Linked DNA regions of Homo sapiens: region 1 is linked to region 2. Evidence: chromatin loops called from intact Hi-C (ENCODE). Cell type or tissue: mammary epithelial cell. All regions are shown on one strand. Links, peaks and the distances in the headings refer to the core of each region. The heading gives the core; the rest is flanking DNA. Region 1 overlaps DENND10 (DENN domain containing 10). Region 2 overlaps GRK5 (G protein-coupled receptor kinase 5).

Region 1 (10,938 bases), core at 1,504-9,503, 310 kb before region 2:
GCCTGGCTAATTTTTTTGTATTTTTAGTAGAGGCAGGGTTTCACCATGTTGGTCAGGCTGGTCTTGAACTTCTGACCTCAAATGATCCACCTGCCTCGGCCTCCCAAAGTGCTGAGATTACAGGCGTGAGCCACCATGCCTGGCCAGAAGACATGATTTTAATGAGTGCTTTAGTGAGTCCTCAGCCACCCAAAAGGAATAAAGCCTGCGTGGCAGGTGCCGGGTTACTTATCCCAGGCAGAAGAGGACTTTTGGGAAGAGATTCCTTCAAAAAAACAATAGCAGCATTTCTCAAAAAGTTAAACATCAAGTTACCATATGATTTAGCAATGCTGTTTCTGGGTATATACCCAAAATAATTGAAAGCAGGGACTCGGCCAGGCCCGGTGGCTCATGCATGTAATCCCAGCACTTTGGGAGGCCGAGGCGGGCGGATCACCTGAGGTCAGGAGTTCAAGACCAGCCTGGCCAACATGGTGAAACCCATCTCTACTAAAAATACAAAAATTAGCCGGGTGTGGTGGTGGGCGCCTGTTAATCCCAGCGACTTGGGAAGCCGAGGCAGGAGAATCGCTTCAACCCGGGAGGCGGGGGTTGCAGCGAGCCGAGATTGTGCCATTGCACTCCAGCCTGGGCAACAAGAGCAAAACTGTCTCAAAAAAAAAAAAAAAAAAAAAAAAGAAAAAGAAAAGAAACGATACTGTAAAAATATAGCATTATCATCTTATGGGACTACCATTGTAAATGTGGTCCCTGGTTGACCAAAACGTCATTATGTGGTGCATGACTGTACTCGTATGGAAATATCCATAGCAGTGTTACTCACAGTAGCCAAAACGTGGCAGAAGCAACCCAGTGTCCTTCAGCAGATGAATGGGCAAGCAAAATGTAGTCTTTATATACAGTAGAATATTACTCAGCTTAAAAAGGAATGGAATGTTTTGAATGTGGCTTTTGTTGGGGGGGAGAAAAGGAATAGAATTCTGATACATGCTATAGCATGGATGAACCTTGAAACCATGCTAATGAAATAAGCCAGACACTAAAGGGTAAATGTTGTATGATTCCACTTATATGAGCTATCTAGAGCAGACAAATTCACAGAGTTAGACGGCAGAATAGAGGTTCCCAGGGGCTAAGCGAGGGGAAATGGGGTTATTGTGTAATGGGTAGAGTTTCTGTTTGTGATGGTGAAACGTGCTGGAAATAGTGGTGATGGTTGTGCAACGCTGCAAATGTACTTAATGCCACTGAATTATACACTCAGAAAATGACTAAAATTGTAAAAAAAAAAAAAAAAAAAAAAAAACCAAAACCACACACTATGATTTTTCTAAGTTAATTTTGTTTCATTTTTCCTAATTTTTTCTTTAAAAAGAATTATCAGGCCAGATGCAGTGGCTCAGATCTATAATCCCAGCAGTTTGGGAAGCCAAGGTGGGCAGATTGCTTGAGCCCAGGAGTTTGAGACCAGCCTGGGCAACATGGTGAAACCCCATCTCTACAAAAAGTATTTAAAAATTAGCTGGGTGTGGTGGCGCATGCCTGTAGTCCCAGCTACTCAGGAGGCTGAGGTGGGTAGATCACTTGAGCCTGGGAGGTCGAGGCTGCAGTGAGCCATGATTGAACCACTGCACTGCAACCTGGGTAACAGAGCGAGACCCTGTCTCGAAAACAACAACAAAAAAAGGAGTTATCTTTTTTGTTGTTCGTTTTTGAGACAGGGTTGCCCAGGCTGGAGTGCAGTGGTGCAATCATGGCTCACTGCATTCTCTAACTCCTGACTCAAGACATTCTCCTGCCACGGTCTCCCAAAGTGCTGGGATTACAGGCATGAGCCACCACGCCAAGCTCATTTTTCATAGTTTATAAACAGTCTGGAAAAAATAGGAAGAATTCTAGAGACTAAATATTCAAATTTCGGATACTAACATGTTGCATATATTTTCCTGTTCTATTAAAGGATATTGCTCTAAAAACAAGAGAAATCTTTACCAACCTAGCACCGTTTTCAGAAGTTTCGGCTGATGGAGAAAAGAGAGTCCTTAATTTGGAGGCGCTAAAGCAAAAACGATTTCCACCAGCAACAGAAAACTTCCTTTATCATCTAGCAGCAGCCGAACAAATGCTGAAAATCTGACTGTGTGACAGAACGTATCACTGATGACTGATAGAAAGCCCTCTTTCACTCTGATTACCCACTCACTACATGAAGTCCTGAAAATAACAGAGAAACTGTTATATCTTTTTAATGATTTATTTGCAAGTATTGAGATTTGACCTGAAAAACAATGAAACACATGAACACACTTCCGATTTTCTCCTCGCTGATTAGCTTCCTGCCTGCTGTCAGTGCTGGACGAAGTGCTATAACTACTTTATGTAACATTACAGAACAGCTAGAGGTCCTGGGGTAAGAGAAAAAAAGCACATCACAACAAATGTGAAAGCCTTCATTATTACACGTTCCAGTTTGTCTCGCTGTGTAGGCATAAGCTAATGGTTTATTTTCAGAAAGCTGCCTGAAACGTTGCTTTGTATTCTTCTAGGAAGAACTTTAATTCCTCCTGAGGAACTCTACTTTCTGAGCCAAACTGCTAATTTTCTGCGGAACTGTCTAGAAGATCATTCAAGAGACCCTGCAGTTGCACTTTCTCGTAAAAGTTAAAAAAAAAAAAAAAAAAAAAAGGTTTTTCCCGGCCTTTGAACATTTTGCCTATGAGAGTTTTGCATATATTTTATACTTGAGTAGACAACTTTAATAATCCATATTTATACTATCGCAGAAGTAAGCATTTGGCAAACGTTCAGCCATTAGCACTCATTTAACCCTGTTAGCAATATTCTTTTGAAAAAAGTGCCAGTCCTTATGTGATAAACTAAGAAGCCCATTGAATATAAAAGTGTGTAGGACTGAAACAGTGACCTTATATTATTGCTAAGGGAATATGAGATTAACTTCCTACAGGGGCCAAAACCAGAGAAAGGCTTCCAGCAACTTCGATGAAAGTAGTTTGGCCACATGTCAAGCCAATTGTTTGTACTATTTATGTACCTTTTTCATAACTGGAATTGCCAAATAAGCATGGAGATCTAAATGATGTACTTGTTAGTGTATTCATTCATATTGACTGTAAAGGATTATTTTTCACTCAGTACTGATGTCCTTGGAAATCTTACCTGGAAACATGTTTGCAAAAAACATTATTGGGTCTTTCATCTTTTTCTTGGTATTACATATTTGTTCAATAAAAATTAAACACCCTCCCTTTTTTTTGAGTGAGGGCAGGGAGTACCTGAAATAAGACAATGTTTACTAAGGCAAATAATTGAAAATTAAATCTGCACTTTATGGAAATGAGGAATATTAACATCTTTTTTCTCATTTTTTTGTATTACTATATTAGCTAATGATCAAAGTTGTTAAAATTATAAATTTATGATGCAGAAATAAAATTGATATATTTTGATATTCAACTACTTTTAGGTGGGTGACGAATTGTCCCCTCTTTCTCTAATACTGCTCATTCCAAAGAAAATGGGGAAAAAATACCTTTTTTCAACTGTGAGGGCGCTAGGGAATTATTAAAAGACCTGTCTGAAAGTTCAAGACGGCCAAGGGCGCGGTGGCTCATGCCTGTAATGCCAGCACTTTGGGAGGCCGAGGTGGGCGGATCACCTGAGATCAGGAGTTTGAGACTAGCCTGGCCAACGTGGTAAAACCCCATCTCTACTAAAAGTACAAAAATTAGCTGGGTGTGGTGGCACATGCCCGTAATCCCAGCTACTTGCTATTTGGGAGGCTGAGGCAGGAGAATTGCTCGAACCAGGGAGGCGGAGGTTGCAGTGAGCCGAGACTGCACCATTGCACTCCAGCCTGGACAAAAGAGCGAGACTTGGTTTCAAAAAAAAAAAAAAAAAAAAGTTCAAGCCGTCCCCCACACACCCTTTCCTCCCGCCCTAGCCCTCCTCCACTCGCCTTCCTGGAGCTGCCTCTGTAACTTCAGTCTCCTGTCCTTGGAAGATGCCTTCACATTTCTGTCATCTGTTAGCGGTTAAACCTCCACCTGCAGCTGTTGCCCATCTTGTTCTCTAACTTTAATTTTGGTTAGTGTCAGCCTATGGTCAAACTGAGCCATTTACTGATTTTGTCCTTTTAGGCTGTTATGAAACTTTCCTCACCAAATTTGGAAATGAACCATCATACTGGCCTTGGGGAAACAAAACCACAGATAAATTCTTTGGTAATGTGGGGTAGGGTGTGTTGGAAGCATTAGTCCAGTACTCAAATGTTGAGGTACCTACTCTGTGCCATGCCTGTGTTGTATTTTGAACTACCCTGATGGGCAGCAGCTCCCGCTCTCGCGGTGCTGCGCACAGTCCGCTTGGGGAATAGGGTCAGCAAACAGGCTGCTGTAGTGTGGCTAGTGCTAGGCGTGATGTGTGAAACAGAGTGGTATTGGAGCACATAGATGGGGACCCAGTTCAGTGCTGTCAATCCTGGAAGGCCTCCCAGAGGGAGTGATCAATGTCAAAGTCAGGCCTGAAGCATTAAGTAGACATCTACTCAGACCAGAGGAAACAGCTGTGTGAAGGCCCTGAGAAGAGACCACAGCCCATGTGAGGACCTGGAGGGTCTACAGGGAGGGGAGGGAGTGGCAGGATACGAGTATGGGAAAGGCTTGCTGTGGTGAGGAAGGTGGGCTTGATCTTGACGCACTGGGAAGCCATTTAAGGCTTTTCAGGCCCGGTGCGGTGCTCAGGCCTGTAATCCCAGCACTTAAAGAGGCCAAGGTGGGTGGATCGCGGGGACAGGAGATGACAGCCTGGCCAACATGGTGAAACCCCATCTCTACTTAAAAAAAGCAAAACAAAAATTAGCTGGACGTGGTGGCTGGTACATGCCTGTAGTCCCAGCTACTCAGGAGGCTGAGGCACAAGAATCACTTGAACCCAGGAGGTGGAGGTTGCAGTGAGCCAAGATCGCGCCACTGCACTCTACACTCCAGCCTGGGTGACAGAGTGAGACTCCGTCTCAAAAGAAAAAAAAACAGTTGTTCAGCAGGTGTGGTTTAGAAGAGCAGGCTGGAACGTGGACCGGAGGGAGTAGGCAGGAGATGGGCCAGGCAGTGCCAGCAGGGGATGCTGTTGGACTGCGCTGGGTGGTAGCAGTGGGCATATGTGGGTTCCAGACTCCATGTACTGGGCCCTGTCTACTGCATAGGCTGGTAAGGTGGGGAGAGGGCGCCTCCAGTGATCCTGTCTGGTGCACCTGGGGAGGTGGTGGTGTCAATTCCTGAGACTGGGAGGGAGAGCTGATCTCAGGTTCGGATGGGTTGAGTTTGAGGTGTCTGGGACATCCAAATGGCAAAGTACAGCCAAGTAAGCAGCTCAGTGACCAGCCTGAGTGCCCAGCAGTGTGGCAGTGCCACATTCAGGTGGGTCACGGATGAGAGAAATCTTAGCAGAACGGGAGGTGGGGTGGAGACAGTGAGGGCGGACAACTCTTTTAAAGTGTCTGGCTACAGCCAGGCGTGGTGACAGGCGCCTGTAGTCCCAGCCACTCAGGAGGCTGAGGCAGGTGGGTCCTCATTGAGCCCAGGAGTTCAAGGCTGCAGTGAGCTGATTGTGCCAGTGCACTCCAACCTGGGTGACAGCAAGATCCTGTCTCTAATGAGGCAGGTGACAAGCAGTTTATTTCTTTTTGAGACACAGTCGTTCTATTGCCTAGGCTGGAGTGCAATGGCATGACGTCAGCTCACTGCAACCTCCGCCACCAGGGTTCAAGTGATTCTCCTGCCTCAGCCTCCTGAGTGGCTTGGACTACAGGTGCGCAACACCACGCCTGGCTGATTTTTATATTTTTAGTAGACACGGGGTTTTACCATGTTGGCCAGGCTGGTCTCGAACTCCTGACCTCAGGTGATCCACTGACCTCAGGCGATCCACTGACCTCAGGCGATCCACTGGCCTCAGCCTCCCAAAGTGCTGGGATTACAGGCGTGAGCCACCGCGCCTGGCCGACAAGTAGTTTACATACTTCTGGGAAGGACCTGGCAGACAGAGGCTACAGAGCACAGCCCTGAGGAAGCAGAGAGAGGCCCAGAGCCTGGAGGACGCTGGCATTACACGGAGGAAGGATGGGTGTGGGTGCGGGTGTGGGGGGCTCCACTGCTGACCTGTTTCCTGGCGGAGGAGGCAGGGTCCTTTGCCAGAGAGGAGAAAGGAGGCACTGGGCGGAGGGCGGCAAAGGTTTTAAGTAGCTGTCTAGAATGGAGGACACTGAGTAAGGAAACAAGATTGCTTTTGGGGTTGGAGGGCGTAAACAGCGCCCCAGGGGTACGTGTTCCGCTTGAGACGGCCTATCCATTTAACACCTGTGTCCTGGGCACGGTGGACTCTGTGTTCTTTCTTCAAATCCTCAACTTGAGACAGGTTTATTAGTTAATTAGTGATTTCACAGTATCCTTTCGCAGGCCGATCCCCACTCCAACCGTTCCCTCAGCAACCCCAGGGGTGTCAGACGGGGCACCCTCCCACTGTCTTCTCCAGCCAGCCTTAAAAACCCCAGAGACGCCAGCCTGGGAACGATCTCAGTATGGAATCTGAAGTCGCCTTGTCAGCACAGACACCTCTGGGGTCCCCAGAAGACCTGTGGCAAAGTTCTCTAAACCGAACCTGGAGAGGGGAAGGTTTTCAAGCAGGAACCACATAAATTCACCTAAAACTCACGCCTACACCCCTCTGTGATAAAAGATTTCTGTTTCTTCTGTTGGAGACTGAATTTTCTCTTCAAGACTACAGTACTGTATCTGAAAAATAGTTAAATTCATAATGTTTCTATTAATAGTTTTTCTTGCCTTAGAAGCCAAGTTAAAAAAATCATTTTCTGAAAGCAACCATTTCACAGTCCATCTTTTTCAATAATGTCTAATCTATAGCAGAAAATGTAACCTATTTTTTTTTTTAATCACCCAAGCAGTAAAGAAACTTCTTAAACTTTTTTTTTTTTTTTTTTTTTGAGACAGAGTCTTGCTCTGTTGCGCAGGCTGGAGTGCAGTGGCACCATCTCAGGTCACTGCAACCTCCACCCTCCAAGTTCAAGTCATTCTCATGCCTCAGCCACCCGAGTAGCTGGGATTGGGATTACAGGCGCGCACCACCATCCTTGGCCCATTATTGTTATTTACTTATCTCTACATTTGTTTATAATTGAAAGTTTCCATTAAAAAGTTTTAAGATGGCTGGGCACAATGGCTCATGCCTGTAATCCCAACACTTAGGGAGGCTGAGGCAGGTAGATCACTTGAGGCCAGGAGTTCAAGACTAGCCCGGCTAACATGGTACAAAAAATACAAAAATTAGCTGGGTGTGGTGGCACACACCTGTAATCCCAGCTACTCCAGTGGCTGAGGCACGAGAATCACTTGAACCTGGGAGGTGGAGGTTACAGTGAGCCGAGATCAGGAGGATTGCTTGAGGTGGGGAGTTTGCAATCAGCCTGGGCAATATAGTGGGACCCTATCTCTACAAAAAATAAAAAATTAGCCAGGTGTGGTAGTACGTTCCTGTAGTCCCAGCTACTTGGGGGGCTGAGGTCAGAGGATCACTTGAGCCTGGGAGTCAAGGCTGCAGTAAGCCATGATCATACCACTGCCCTCCAGCCTGGGCAACAGAGTGAGAAACCCTGTCTCAAACACACAAACAAACAAAAAACAAATGTAGAAGGAATGTAATGAACTCACATGTGCTCACTCAGGAATCACTATTAACAATTTGCAGATCTCATTTCATCAAGCACCTCCCACACCCAGCAGTAGGATTTTTTTCCTTGAGTATTTTAAGGCAATTCTCATGTCATGTCACCTACAAGTTCCAAATGATAAAGACCTTATCATTATTGATATAGTACTTGATATAGTAATGACAGTAGTTACAAAACTACTATGTCATTGTCACACCTAACAAAATTAGTAATAACTCCTTATCTCATCTAAGCACCTCCATGCCCTCCTTGAGCCAACAGGATATTTTGTGTCTTTTTTTTTTTTTTTTTTAAATGAGATGGAGTCTCACTCTGTCACCCAGGCTGGAGTGCAGTGGCGCGACCTCGGCTCACTGCAAGCTCCGCCTCTGGGGTTCACGCCATTCTCCTGCCTCAACCTCCCGAGTAGCTGGGACTACAGGCACCCGCCACCACGTCCAGCTAATGTTTTGAATTTTTTTTTTTTTTTTTTTTTTTGATATGGAGTCTTGCTCTGTCGCCCAGACTGGAGTGCAGTGGCGCGATCTCGGCTCACCGCAAGCTCTGCCTCCAGGGTTCACACCATTCTCCTGCCTCAGCCTCTCGAGTAGCTGGGATTACAGGCGCCTGCCACCATGCCTGGCTAATTTTTTTGTATTTTTAGTAGAGACGGGGTTTCACTGTGTTAGCCAGGATGGTCTCAATCTCCTGACCTCGTGATCCGCCCGCCTCGGCCTCCCAAAGTGCTGGGATTACAGGCATGAGCCACCACGCCCGGCCCCAACAGGATATTTCCAAAGTCCAGCAAGCAAGTCTTGGCATCTGAGGTCACGCGTGAGACTGACTCCCTTTCCTGCCTCCACTCTGGCCTCTGGGAGTTCTGCCCCTTCCAACCTTGCATGACTTACCTGCTGCCCTGCTCCTTGGCCTGGCTGTGCAGGCCCTGCCACCTGGCCCCCAGCATCCTGCCTGTTCCTTGCAGCCTCACGTGCCCATTCAGCCCTTCCCATCCTCCACTGGGGATGAACTCTTCCCTCTCCCTCCTGGGCTCAAGTGATCCTCTCACCACAGCCTTCTGAGTAGCTGGGACTGCAGGTGTGTGCCGCTTCACCCTACTAATTTTTTTTTTTTCGAGACAGGGTCTCACTCTGTGACCCCATTGTAGCCTTGACCTCCCATGCTCAGGTGATCTTCCTACCTCAGCTGCCTGAGTAGCTAGGACTACAGGCACATACCACCATGCCTGGCTAATTATTATTTTTTCTTTTTAAACAATTTTTTTCAGAAGAGAGATGAGGTTCAGACTGGTCTCGAACCCTGAGCTCAAGTGATCCTCCCACCTCGGCCTCCCAAAGTGCTGGGATTACAGGCATGACCCACTGTGCCCAGCCAAATTTTTATTTTTAGCAGAGACGAGGTCTTGCTATGTTGTCCTGGCTGGTCTTGAACGCCGGGGCTCAAGTGATCCTCCCACTTGGGCTTCCCAGAGTGCTGGGATTACAGGCATGAGCCACAGCACCCGACCTAATTTTTAGAACATTTTATGTAGAGACGAGGTCTCACTACATTCCCCAGGCTGGTCTGGAACTCCTGGCCTCAAGCAATCTTCCCACGTTGGTCTCCCAAAGTGTTGGAATTACAGACATGAGCCACCGTGCCTGGCCTGAAATTTTATTCTGAGATGCTGCCTCGCTCCCCAACCCCTCGCCCATAGCATAGTAATAGGCATAACTATCTAAAATAATCTGAAACTTCTACGTTGTGCTGGCAAAGTTGCTTGAATGAATGATCCTACAACCTAAACCTATAAAACGTGGGTTCTGAACAAGATCATTCCATAAATATAAATGCTTTTGAGGACATATATATTTATAGTGACAGAAATGAACATTTGAAATGTTTAGCCAAGAAACTGCTAGTATCAGCCGGGCGTGGTGGCTCACGCCTGTAATACCAGCACTTTGGGAGGCCGAGGCGGGCGGATCACGAGGTCAGGAGATCGAGACCATCCTGGCTAACATGGTGAAACCCCATTTCTACTAAAAAATACAAAAAATTAGCTGGGTGTGGTGGCGGGCGCCTGTAGTCCCAGCTACTCAGGAGGCTGAGGCAGGAGAATGGCATGAACCCGAGAGGTGGAGCTTGCAGTGAGCCGAGATTGCGCCACTGCACTCCAGCCTGGGTGACAGAACGAGACTCCGTCTCAAAAAAAAAAAATTGCTAATATCTGCTAGCATCAGTAATGTCTTTGACATCTGCTAGCAATTTATGGCAGAGCTTTGGAAATTAAAAAAATTGGCTTTCTGACTTAAAAAAAAAAAAATGTCCTTGCTACCTACTAAGCAACAACCCTTTGCAGAGATGCCATTATCTTCAGCTCTCTTTAACAGATAAGAAAACTAAGCAAGTTGACCAAGGTCATGGAGAAGCTGGAATCTGAGTCCAAGCAGCCTGACTCATCATAAATTATATTATAAATTATCTATAGAACTGGGCTGTCCAATAGCCACTAAGCACACAAGAGTACCTAATTTAAAATTTAACTTAATTTACAATTCAGTTCCCTAGTCACACCAGCCTCTCCTGAAGTGCTCAGTAGCACACGTAGCTCATGGCTACCATAATTGGACAGCACCAATCTATTATAGAACATTTCCATCACTGCAGAAAGTTCCACTGGAGAGGGCGTAGTTATAGAACATTTTGGAGTATTTAAAATTTCTCTAAGTAATTTTAAAAGATTTCTTTTTATGCCCCAGAAAAAAAGGCTTATGAAATATTGTTAAGAAAAACAGAACCCAAAACTGCACCAAGAGATTTGAGGGATAGAATTAAATATAAATATCATTACAATTAACCCTTGAATAATGCAGGTTTGAACAATGCAGGTCCACTTATATACTGTTTCCCCCTCAGTCACCCCTGAGACAGCAAGACCAATCCCTCTTCCTCCTCCGCAGCCTACTCAATATGAAGATGACGAGGATGAAGACTTTGATCCTCACTGAAACTGATGACTCACCTTCACTTAATAAACAGTAAATATATTTTTTCTTATGATTTTTTTTTTTTTTTTTTTTGAGACAGAGTCTCACTCTGTCACCCAGGCTGGAGTACAATGTCATGATCTTGGCTCATTGCAACCTCTACCTCCCCAGGTTCAAGCGATTCTCCTGCCTCAGCCTCCCGAGTAG
Region 2 (10,938 bases), core at 1,323-9,322:
AGTTCAAGTGATTCTGCTGCCTCAGCCTCCCAAGTAGCTGAGATTACAGGCACGTGCCACCACGCCCGGCTAATTTTTGTATCTTTGGTAGAAATGGGGTTTTGCCATGTTGACCAGGCTGGTCTCAGACTCCTGACCTCAAGTGATCTGCCCTCCTTGGCCTCCCTATGTGCTGGGATTACAGGCATGAGCCACCGGTTTCCACACCTTTGATCTGACTAGATCTTCCCACCTGCACAGAGAAGGGCAAGGCAGCATCTCTGTGCCCATTTAACAGATGACAAAACTGAGCCTCAGGGGAGCCATCCTGCCAAAGTCACCCAGCAGCATCAGTGGGGAGCTGAGGGCAGAAACTGGGTCTCCTCCCACCAGGCCCCAGAACCTGGCAGCCCCCAGTAGAGGGAGGGGAGAAACCGGGTCGCTGATGACCTGAAGAGAGGTCTGCATGGGATACTGCCCTGTGGAGGGGCGGTCGGAGGGCCCAGGCCTGCCGCCCCTCTCTGGATGTGCCCGGTGCCTCCCTTGGTCTAAGAACCAAGCCCACGCTGCTCCTCTGCTATCCTGACTGTCAGCCCCCACCGAGCCAGGGAGTCCACACGGCTCCAGCCTGGCGGGGTCTCGACACTGGCCCTTGCTGACATCTAGGCTGGAGGGATGGGGGTGGGGCCCTGGTGTCCATAGGCAGGGAAGGGAAGGGGACGTGTTCCTTCCTGTGGGGTAAGTTGTGGCCGCGACCCTGCCCAGGTGGGCTGTGGGAGGGACAAAGACCAAAGTGGAGCCTCAGCTCAGCGTCTCCCGCTCTGGGGGCTCAGTCCTGGGCTGTGAGCTGGGATTCATCTCCAGGCTCTGCCAGGTCAGACCAGATGTTTTCCCTTCTCGTTTCTCTAAAGTGAAAAACAACCAATCTCCAGAGACCAACAAGGCAGGCCGGGGAGCTGCTTCCCAAATCGTTTTATAATTTTTTCCCCTTAAGCAAATTGTTGCATAATGCCAGAAGAACCTCACATTTTTCCCATGAAGTAATCCCAGAACCAAGCCAAGATTCTCTGACCTCAGCGTTCCAGGAAGCCCATTCAGCCTTTGACTAGGCAGGTCGGTCAACGTCCAGCCGGGTCCAGGCATCCTATTGCATCTTTATGTTCCACTCCTGAAGAGTGGGCATTTTCCTGTGTCCTCCCACACCTGCACTCTCCCAAGGCTCTTGTGGTCACTCTGAGATGGCAGATTGGGGTCCCTGTTGTCCTTGGACAGATGAGAATGCCGAGAGCTCGTATGCCTTGCCCAAGGGCACACAGCAAGGCCGGGTGCCCATGCGGCTGTCCCAGGGACCCACTGACCCTGCTGTCCCCCTCAGGCCACATTAGGATCTCAGACCTGGGCTTGGCTGTGAAGATCCCCGAGGGAGACCTGATCCGCGGCCGGGTGGGCACTGTTGGCTACATGGGTGAGTGCTGGGCTGCCTGTGTCAATGCACCTTGAGACCCACCACCTGCTCACCGCCGGCCGAGCCCCCAGAGCCTGCCCGCAGAGCCTCTCGCCTCTTCATGCACTGCTGATCACACACAGAGTCACAGTCTCTGCAGGGCTGCTGGGGGGCGGCCTTAGCCAGGGGGAGGGGGAGCACAGGGGCCCCAGATGTGATGACTGCTCTGAGCTCTCTGCACTCCCAGGCCCCCAGCCCCACCTGTGTCCAAAGCCAAGCCACTCTTAGGGGTCGGGGCCTGGCATACAGCGCTGCTAGGGGAGGCCACATTGAAGCAGGGGTCTGGGAGGAGAGGCCTTTGAGAGGAAGGAGGTAATTCACAAGAGCCCGCAAATGAGAGGCGCGCACAGCTGCTGTGTCACCAAGCATGATTCCAGTAGAGAGCAGCCTTGGGCTCCTGCCACCTTTCCTCAGTCTGCTCTGAGACCAGCGTCCTGGGGGTTGCAGGGAAGAGACCCAGAGTTAAGTCCTGTGCCCTAGAATCCCCCGTCCAATTGGGGGCACGCCCTGGGCTTCCTCCTGTGCATTTCACACACCTACCCTCCTTCCCCTGAGAGGCGCGTGCCCGGGGAGCAGGCACGCTGCCGCCCTCTAGTCAGGCTGGTACTGACAGCAGCTGCACAGGAGGTGTGCCTTGTCTCTGGTGCTAGAGGGTCCTTTTCAGATTGCATGACATTTGGCAACCTGTGGAGTGTGTGTCTGTGTGTATGTGAGTGTGTGTGTGCCCACATGAATGCTGATCGATGATTGATAGGTAGGCGGGTGGGCGGGTGGATGGATGGTTGGATGGATGATGGATGATGGATGGGTGGATGATAGATCTGCCTACCTGTGTGTGCATTTGCCTGGGTCTCCTTTTGCAGAGTGTTCCATGCATCTGTCTGCCCCGGCTCTTGTGTGCAAACCAGCACATGTGTGGATGCATTTCCCTCCAGACATACGTGCTGATGCTGCAGAACTATCTTTTCTGTATTTCTATGGTAAATCTGTAATTCGGTTTATCAAAGTGGTACAGAAGACATAGCAAGAGATTGTTTGAATTACAGATAAATTTAAGATCATCTTTAATTTGGGTAGATACACCTTTATTCATTGAAACAAATATACTGATAGCACCTGTTCTGTGCCAGGTGTCATATTGTTACGGTAGTGAATAAAGTAGCTCATGTTCTAGGCGAGGGGACATCAAGAGTGCAGGACACCTCCATCCACGGTGGTCAGAGTTCTAAAGCTACAGTCAAAGTCCTTCGGGGGCACAGAGGAGAGTCATCAGGGCAAGCTCCCTGGAGGGGGTGGTATTCACAGCAGTTGGTGGGGTAAGAGTTGGTGGCGGCCATGAAACTCCAGGCCTTCTGTGAGCAGCGCCACCAGCTGTCTCCCTCCTCCTCACTCCTCTCTCCTCTCCTCTGCCCCCAGCTCCAGAGGTCCTGAACAACCAGAGGTACGGCCTGAGCCCCGACTACTGGGGCCTTGGCTGCCTCATCTATGAGATGATCGAGGGCCAGTCGCCGTTCCGCGGCCGCAAGGAGAAGGTGAAGCGGGAGGAGGTGGACCGCCGGGTCCTGGAGACGGAGGAGGTGTACTCCCACAAGTTCTCCGAGGAGGCCAAGTCCATCTGCAAGATGGTGAGCTCCTGGTGGCCAGATGCCACCCTCAAGCTGGTGGCTCCCCTCCCTGGGCCTGGCCCCAGTCTGTCCCCAGAACAGCAAACAGGCTGAAGGGACAGGGGTCTGAGCATGGGGGTGGGGGTTGCAGCCCACCAAGCTAGAGTTGAGGGCACTCCTTGCTGTGGACTGGGGTGGTCAGCGGAGACTTCCAGGAGAAAGCCTGGGTGGGGCAGGGACACCCAGGAACCAAGGGAAGAGGGGTGAGGGGAACAGTGTGGAACACCCTCACATCCAGCCTGTGGGGGGGTCCACACAGGGCGGAGAAGAGATGGTCTGAGCTGGTGCCCCAGACACAAAGCAACCTTGGGCCAAGCCCCGGCCCCTGCCCGTGGGCCTCCTGCTCCCTCCACCTCTGGATCCTAAGGTGTTGGTTTAAGACGAAGGGCTACAGGGGGTGGGGGCGACGATTTCAGTCTTTGAACATCTTATAACAAAGTTTTCCACCACTAGATGGACTGCTGGTCACGCCAGCCTGGCTCCTGCATGACAGGGTCTAGGGATAGTGAGGTCAGACCCACCCAAAAGCTGGGTGGGTGGGGCCAGATGGGGGGACTGGAAGCCAGATAAGGAGTGACAGGAGCCATTGGAAGTGGGGGATATGGGAGTGGAGTCCGCCCGTGCACCCCTGCCACTGGGCCGCCCCATGCCGGCCCTCAGGCCCTTCCCTGGGAACCAGGACTAGTGGCTGGCTTTGTGGGGAGATGGCCACTTCCTGCTGCTGCCTGGCTCTCAGCCCCCAAGTCCAGCCCATGCCCCCTTGGGGCCCTCCTCCTTATGGTCCCCAGCACAGCTGTGCTGGCACCCCCACTGCAAGCAGCTGCCCTCTAATGCCAGCCTCATAGGGACAGGAGGGGCCGGAGCACCCAGCTCCACAATTGCCAGCCCACAGACTTCCTCTCCTCTCCCTGGAGCCACAGATGTACCCCGTATCCCATGTACCCGGAGCCACAGATGGGCAAACCGAGCCTGGGAGGGGGGAGCCACACTTCCCACCCCTCTACATCTGCAGGCACTTTTGGGGCAGATTCAGCGTGTGCATTGACAACCCAGGCAACTCCCGGAGTTTAGGAAGCAGCAGTCCTGGGAGTTGATTAAAAGTCGCAATGCTTCTGCTCAGGAAGACCTGAGATCTGCGCCGCAAGCGGCCCCAGGAGGGTCTGGCTCGGCTCCTCACCCCAGAGGCCCCTCTCCTGCAGCCAGACACCTCTGCTTGGCCCCTTCCTGTCACCAACCTCATCCTCACATCACAGAGCTGTGGGAAGAAGTCCTGTGTGTACAGCAGACCCACACTCTAACCCCACAGCTGTTGGCCCGCCATGCAGCTGGGGCCTCAGAGAAAGCCACATGGTCATCGCAGCCAGGGCTAGGGTGGGGGGACCGGAGGAGCAGTGCAGCACTGGTCGGGTAAATGGAAATGTGGGTGTGAGCCATACTTGGCTGTCTCATTGGGAGATATCTGTCAGGTGCGACAAAACGAGACAAGGGAAAGAAGAAGGGGTCAGACAGCCGTGGGCAGAGCATCACCAAATGTCCCAGGTCAGGGCCAGGCAATCAGAGAAGCAGGTCTTGAGAGATCTCAGCAGGGATATGGGACGTACTAAGAGGATGACGAGGCGGAGAGGGCCCCAGTCCCACCCCCAGACCCCAGACACCCACCTTGGCCCCTGGCTTTGGAGCTGGGATCTCCTGCTGCAGCCTGGACCAGGGTGCTGCTGTCCCTCTGCTGCCCCCTGGTGGACACTGAGAGAAAGCCTGCTGCTCCCGGAGGACCTGTCCCGTGGGTACAAAACCACTGTCCTCTGGAAGCCTCTGGCCTTGCTGCGGCTTCCCTTACAAATGATCTTTGGTCTTGGGAGTCTAGTCTTAGGCCTCCTTCACGCCCTTGACTGCAGCATCTCCGGCATCTAGGCCTACCTTGTCCCCTCCAGCTGGTGGCAGCTCAGGACACTGCAGAGCCTGACTTGCCAGGAGACCTCGCAGGTCCTGGGTTCACAGGGCTATTTCTAGGCTCTGGTGGCTCCAGCCCTGCCTGCCTAAGAGGGTCCCTCCACAATCAGTGAGGAAGCCAGTCTCTGGCCCCCAGGTCTGTCCCCCATTCTACCTTAGCAGCCGCAGAACCCACTCCCCCTCCTCTGGAGCCCAGAAATTCACACATCTCACCACTTTGTCTCCTGAGCCCAGTCCATGGGCCCAGACCTCAGCCTCCATCTTCCCCAAACCCCTGCTCAGTCCCAGCACTGGGCCTTAGCCCCCCTCCAGCTCCCTCTTGCCTTTCAGCCGTCTTGGTCTCACTTGTCCTTCCAGCCCATCTGTACCCCTCCTCCAGGAAGCCCGCTCTGCCTGCCCCACCCATCCCAGCTCACACCTTCTCTTCCTCTCACTTCTCCTGGTGTCCACCTGATAGCATGATTGCAAACTCTTTACCTGACGATGTGGCTGCAAACTGTTGACTGGATGCCAGGGTTTCAAATGGCAGCATATAGGCGGGTGTTCAACCTGCACACGGTTTTTCAAAAGAAGTAAATGGTAGGTTCATTGCCAAGATTTAGAAATGAGGAGATTTCATGTAATAACCTGGATTTTCTGGCTTCTCTTGAAAAGCAGAAGCCCCAGGCCCTGGCTGCCGTCCCACCTGGCAGGAGCTGACACATAGCCCGGCCCGGCCCACCCAGCCCACCCCTCGCCTTTCTCATCCTCGTTTGTGCCACCTTCCTGGCCAGCTGCTGCAGCCCCTGCAGAAGGAGACTTGCCTCTGAGGGACTGCTTAGAACAGTGCAGCACCTGGGCCCAGCCCAACCCAGTGCCTTGAGCCTTTGTTGAACAGTGAAGCCCCCAGAGAGAGAAGCAGAGGCATGAGTGCCAGACCCTGAGCCGCCAGCCTGGTGGTCCGTGGGGGCGTTAAGGGGCAACACTGAGCGACTGAGTGCTCTGCTTTGTCCTTTCAAGGGTGGAACCTGGTGCTGGCCCTGATGCCACCTTCGATTCCTTTGTTTGGGGGGCAGCCCCCTCCAGACCCTGAGCCCCAAGAGGCCAGTCTGGCTGCTCACTCTCCCCGGCGTCCCCAGCCGGTGCAGTGCCTGCCCCACAAGGACCAGCAGGAAGTGTACATGGGATGAATATGAGCAAAGCGCACAGGGCATTGGGAAAAGACAAGGCTGGGCCCCTACCCCAAGCAGTCTGCTCCTCTGGATTTTAGCCTCAAAGCAGACACTTAGTAGACACCAACTGCGTACAGCTGCAGCGCTCAGTAAGGCAGAGGAGAAGAGAGAATCACGAGGCTGGGGCACTGGGAGTGCAGGTCAGGGGCCGGGGCCCTGTGGTCGTGTGGCTGGCCATGGCTAGTCAAGGCCCCCTGCGCAGGTCTAGCCCTCTGGCCTCATTCATAGCCTCATCCCGTCTCACCTGGGTGTCTGCTCCCAAAGACTCTTCCTCTCCTAGTAACCTTCCTGCCTCGTGGTTCTGATGAAGACACTCTCCTACCTCAACCATCCCTGGCTCCTTCTACCTCCAGATGAAAATCCCGCCACCTGACCTGGCCTTCAGGATCCTCTATCATCTCTCCCTGACCAGCCCCCTCCCCTTGACCCATCTCTGCACCCTCCTCCCGCTTTCTAAGTCAAACGTGTTTTGGGTGTTCCCCAGACTCACCCTGCACGTCCTGCCACTCTGCTTTGCTGGTGCAGTTCCCTCTACCTGTATACCCCTCCCCCTACCCACACCTTGAAAGCCTATTTGTCCTGCAAGACTCAACTTAAATACCTCTTCCCCGTGCAGCTCCCTGACCTCCAGCTGGCAGCCAGTCATGCCCCCTGCCCCCGGGGTGCCCGATCTGTATCACCTTGATGCGTCCTCTGAGCATGATTAGCCCCCCATGAGTCTGAGCACTCCTAGAGGCCAAGTGCCTCGGTGGTGCCTTCTCTGTCAGGAAGGGGCTTGCACCCAGGAGGTACAACTCTGCAAATTAGCTGAGTATGTGCACGAGACAGAGCTATTGATGCAGTCCTTGCCTTTTGTTGCTTACCCTACACAGAAGAGGTGACAGTGACTCGACACCCATTAATGAGTGCCCACCATAACCCAGGAACGAGGTCTGTAATCCTGAGAGAAACAAGATTCCTGCTCTCCTGTCCCATCAGGCATCTAGCCAGGCTGTGAGTGTGTGAGCACAGATGCACGCCAAGACTCAGAGGCAGCCCTGAAGCAAGACCTTTGCAGGGTGGGGCAGCGTGTCTTGGGTTCCTAGGCATGGTGCAGACACTGTGGAGGCAGGAGGTCCGGACAGGAGGAGAGGCCCAGGGGACGTGGCTTCATGGGGCTCTCTGTTTCAGCTGCTCACGAAAGATGCGAAGCAGAGGCTGGGCTGCCAGGAGGAGGGGGCTGCAGAGGTCAAGAGACACCCCTTCTTCAGGAACATGAACTTCAAGCGCTTAGAAGCCGGGATGTTGGACCCTCCCTTCGTTCCAGACGTGAGTAGCCTCCCCCAGCCCCCAGCAGCTCCCTTCACAGGGTACCCAGGGCTGCCCCCGAGTGCTGCCTCACAGTGAGCTGGTGCAGAGTGTGGGGCACATCGTGTCTTTGTGGGGACCAGGGTCCCCTCCCGGCCACTCCTCACCTAAGCTGCAGATGAACTTCACGCCAGGCAGTGCAGAAGAGGCGTGGGCCAGGGAGCCCACATTGGCTGTCCAGAGACTTGGGCACTTTCCCAGGTCTGGGGGTCCTGGACAGATTCCTTCTAAGCGTCAGTTTCCTCCCTGTCCAGTGAAACCAGTAACACTCATGCCTCCCACCTGCCTGGGAGATTTGAGGGTGAAATGAGAACTGAATGGGGAATGCTTTCAAGAGCATTGACGGCCACTACATTCAGTTCATCTTGACCAGCATGCATGCATCGAGCACTACTGTTGACGCCAGGTTCTGGGCCAGGCAGAAACATAAGAGGCCCCTCCCCCAGCAGCTCACATTGCAGGGAGTTGCATCTTCCCAGGAGGTCCCCAGGTCCCCCAGTCGGTGTGTGAGGCAAGATTCCAGCTGAGGTAGAATTGTCCTTGAAAGTCCCCTACATGGTCTATAAATCATGAGCTCTCAGCTGGATCAGAGGCCCAAGAGATGCAGACCAGGCAGAGGCTGGGTGATCTGTGCGGGATACGTGCTGTGATTCCGGGGCCTGCTCTGTTTAAAGTCAGGGAGTCAGAAGCCAGGAAGGCCTGCTGTGCTTCGGCTCCTGCCACGCTCCCGCGGATGACCCCTTGCTGGCAGGGGGACTGGGCCGGGGACTATGGAGGCCGTGGGAGCAGCAGTGTGCTGCAGGCGAATGACTGCATCTCCAGAGAGCTCATGTGCACCTCTCTTCCCAATTCCGTGTCCAATGGCTTTGCGTCGGTAGCTTACAGTAGATCTGGTGGTAGCATCTGCACAGCAGCAATTTGCAAATGCTACAAATCAGGGCCTCTGCGTCCCCCTCTCCCAGAACCAGTGGTTATCACTTACCAGTACCGCCCTGAGTGGAGGCAGGTGGGGACCGTCCTTGGAACTCTGGCACCCCCTATACATGGGGATTCCCTGGTCCTCTGGGACAGAAGGTGGCTTGGGAAGCTGCTAGGTGCGGATCAGTGTCCATGGCAACCACACCACAGACCCCGTCTGGCCAGGGATGGCATCAGTGTGATGGGTAATCAGGGAATGCTTTTTGGAGAAACACGGGGGCCACTGAGAATATAAAGAGTAGGCCGGGCACGGTGGCTCATGCCTATAATCCCAGCACTTGGGAAGGCTGAGGCAGTCGGGTTAGGAGTTCGAGACCAGCCTGACCAACGTGGTGAAACCCCATCTCTACTAAAATACAAAATTAACCAGGCTTGGGGGCACACACCTATAATCCCAGCTACCTGGGAGGCTGAGGCAGGAGAATCACTTGAACCCAGGAGGCAGAGGTTGCAGTGAGCTGAGATTGTACCACTGCACTCCAGCCTGGGCGACGGAGCGAGACTGCATCTCAAAAAATAAAAAGTGAAAGTCACTGAATGCTGCAAACTCAATCTGCAGATGAGCTTGAGCAGGCAGGGGGAGGATGGTAATCACAGCATTGCTCTCGACCCTGGCTGCCTGGCGAACCGCCTGGGGAGCATGAACAACACTCGCCTTGGATGCAGTCCCCAGGGAGTCTGGGGTAAGACTCGGGCTTCAGGAGTTTTGAAACCTCCCCAGCTGATTCTAGCGTAGAGCCAGGGTTGAGAGTCACTATTATGGGAAGTGCCACATGCAAGGAGTGTGTTGTTTGTTGTTTGTTTTTAGTGCCAAGGGCTTTGGGAGTGGCCACTCCTTGGTGTTCCAGGAAACCACATAGTGTTGAGTGCATGAACATCACGGTTGTGCCATTGGGCTGATGTCCGAAATTGGAGAGGATGTGGGCATCCAGACTGGGGGTGTGGCAAAGGTTTGGAACCCGGGTGGCCATCCTTGTGGCCTCTGGGCTACCTATTGCTATGGTGACGGGCTGAGATTAGTCATCGCATTGGAGCTATTCCTCTACCTTCCAGCACACTCCAGGTCCCGTGCCAGGCCCCAAGGGAGATCCCATGGCACACAAAACAGTTGGTTGTTTCCAGTCTGAAGAGGAGCAGGGGTGTCAGCAAAACCCCTTAAATAGAAGTAGAAATACGAGTCACAAGAGAAGAGAACAGGCAGCCTCCGGGAAGATGGGAGAGTAGCGGGGCCTCCGTGCGTGCACCCAGGCATGGCTGGAGAAAAGCGCTCCAGGCCCTGGAAGCAGCATGTGGAAGGAGGCGGCTCTGAGGGTCAGAGCGACCAACTGTCCTGCTTTGCCTGGGACTGTCCTGCTTTTAGCACTGAAAGTCCTGTGTCCTGGGGAGACAGGGACAGTTGGTCACCCTGGGAGTGACCCTGGCCACTTCGAATCAGGGCATTAGGAGGATGAGGTAGCAGAGCCCCGCAAAGCGCACAGCCTGACAAGGTGCACAGAGCAGCCCACCGGTGCCCTCCTGCCTCAGCCGTGTACCCTGTGGCCCAGGGCCTCTGTTCCTGGCATCCGAGGCCTCAGGTCAGCAAAGGTTGCAGGCCCTGGAGTGCGAAGCCGCTGTGAGCTGGGGACTTTGCCTTTTCCCCACTGGCCCTCCCCAGGCTGCACGCCAACCCCCAGTCATCCCTGCCAGCCCCCCACAGTCATCCCGCCCCCCACAGTCTTCCCTGCCAGCCCCCCACAGTCTTCCCTGCCAGCCCCCCCAGTCGTCCCTGCCAGCCCCCCACAGTCATCCCTGCCAGCCCCCCACCATCGTCCCTGCCAGCCCCCCACCGTCGTCCCTGCCAGCCCCCCACAGTCATCCATGCCAGCCCCCCACAGTCATCCCATCCCCACACCACTGTCGGGGCTGCTGCCACATTCCTAAACCACGAGCACTGTGAGTGACATCATCTTTTTCACTTCCATTGACTCTTTTTTTAAAATAAAAATCAATGTATTTTAAAAGGAAACCTTTCCAAGGAAATAATAGCCATGAAAGAGGGGTTTGGGTGTGCCAGGTAACTTTCTGTTCCATTACAGATTTTTAAAATACGCTCATTTCTTAACATTCCTCTGCAAGCCACCCAGGGCCAGCTTCGTGAGCTTGACCTGGCACCCCCTAGGGCACCCTGGGTCCCCACACCTGGCTCAGTGCCCTCTGTTGCCATCTTAAAATTCTAAATGTGGAACATGGACCCTGCGTTTTCATTCTGCGCTGAGCATGTGAATGATGTGGTCTTGCTTCCAGCTAAAAGTCCGCTGAGTTCCAC

Evidence for each region. Hi-C counts contacts between places; a loop is a spot of excess contacts. Peaks named below come from ENCODE experiments on the same cell type or tissue, not always from the same donor. Only the 100,000 strongest peaks of a DNase experiment are listed, where the experiment ranks them.
Region 1: it touches region 2 in a loop (19-fold over the local background); 6 of 110 quality-filtered maps call a loop at or near these places.

What each region holds. Positions count from the first base shown.
Region 1 is chr10:119,134,508-119,145,445 of GRCh38, forward strand. DENND10 (DENN domain containing 10) reads left to right here. Exons shown (of 9, transcript NM_207009.4): 9 at 1,964-3,477. The coding sequence ends at 2,140. It overlaps SFXN4 (sideroflexin 4), which reads right to left. Exons shown (of 14, transcript NM_213649.2): 14 at 6,260-6,812. The coding sequence ends at 6,735. Among named protein-coding and RNA genes, the nearest start is that of SFXN4, 26 kb to the right of the region's middle. RefSeq lists an enhancer at 7,940-8,441. In mammary epithelial cell, for the core only: a CTCF peak has its summit at 5,143 (motif pointing right); no DNase peak of the experiment used is centred there.
Region 2 is chr10:119,440,645-119,451,582 of GRCh38, forward strand. GRK5 (G protein-coupled receptor kinase 5) reads left to right here. Exons shown (of 16, transcript NM_005308.3): 11 at 1,355-1,444; 12 at 2,900-3,108; 13 at 7,479-7,616. Among named protein-coding and RNA genes, the nearest start is that of MIR4681, 68 kb to the left of the region's middle. RefSeq lists enhancers at 3,435-4,225, 9,913-10,412. In mammary epithelial cell, for the core only: a CTCF peak has its summit at 4,885 (motif pointing left); no DNase peak of the experiment used is centred there.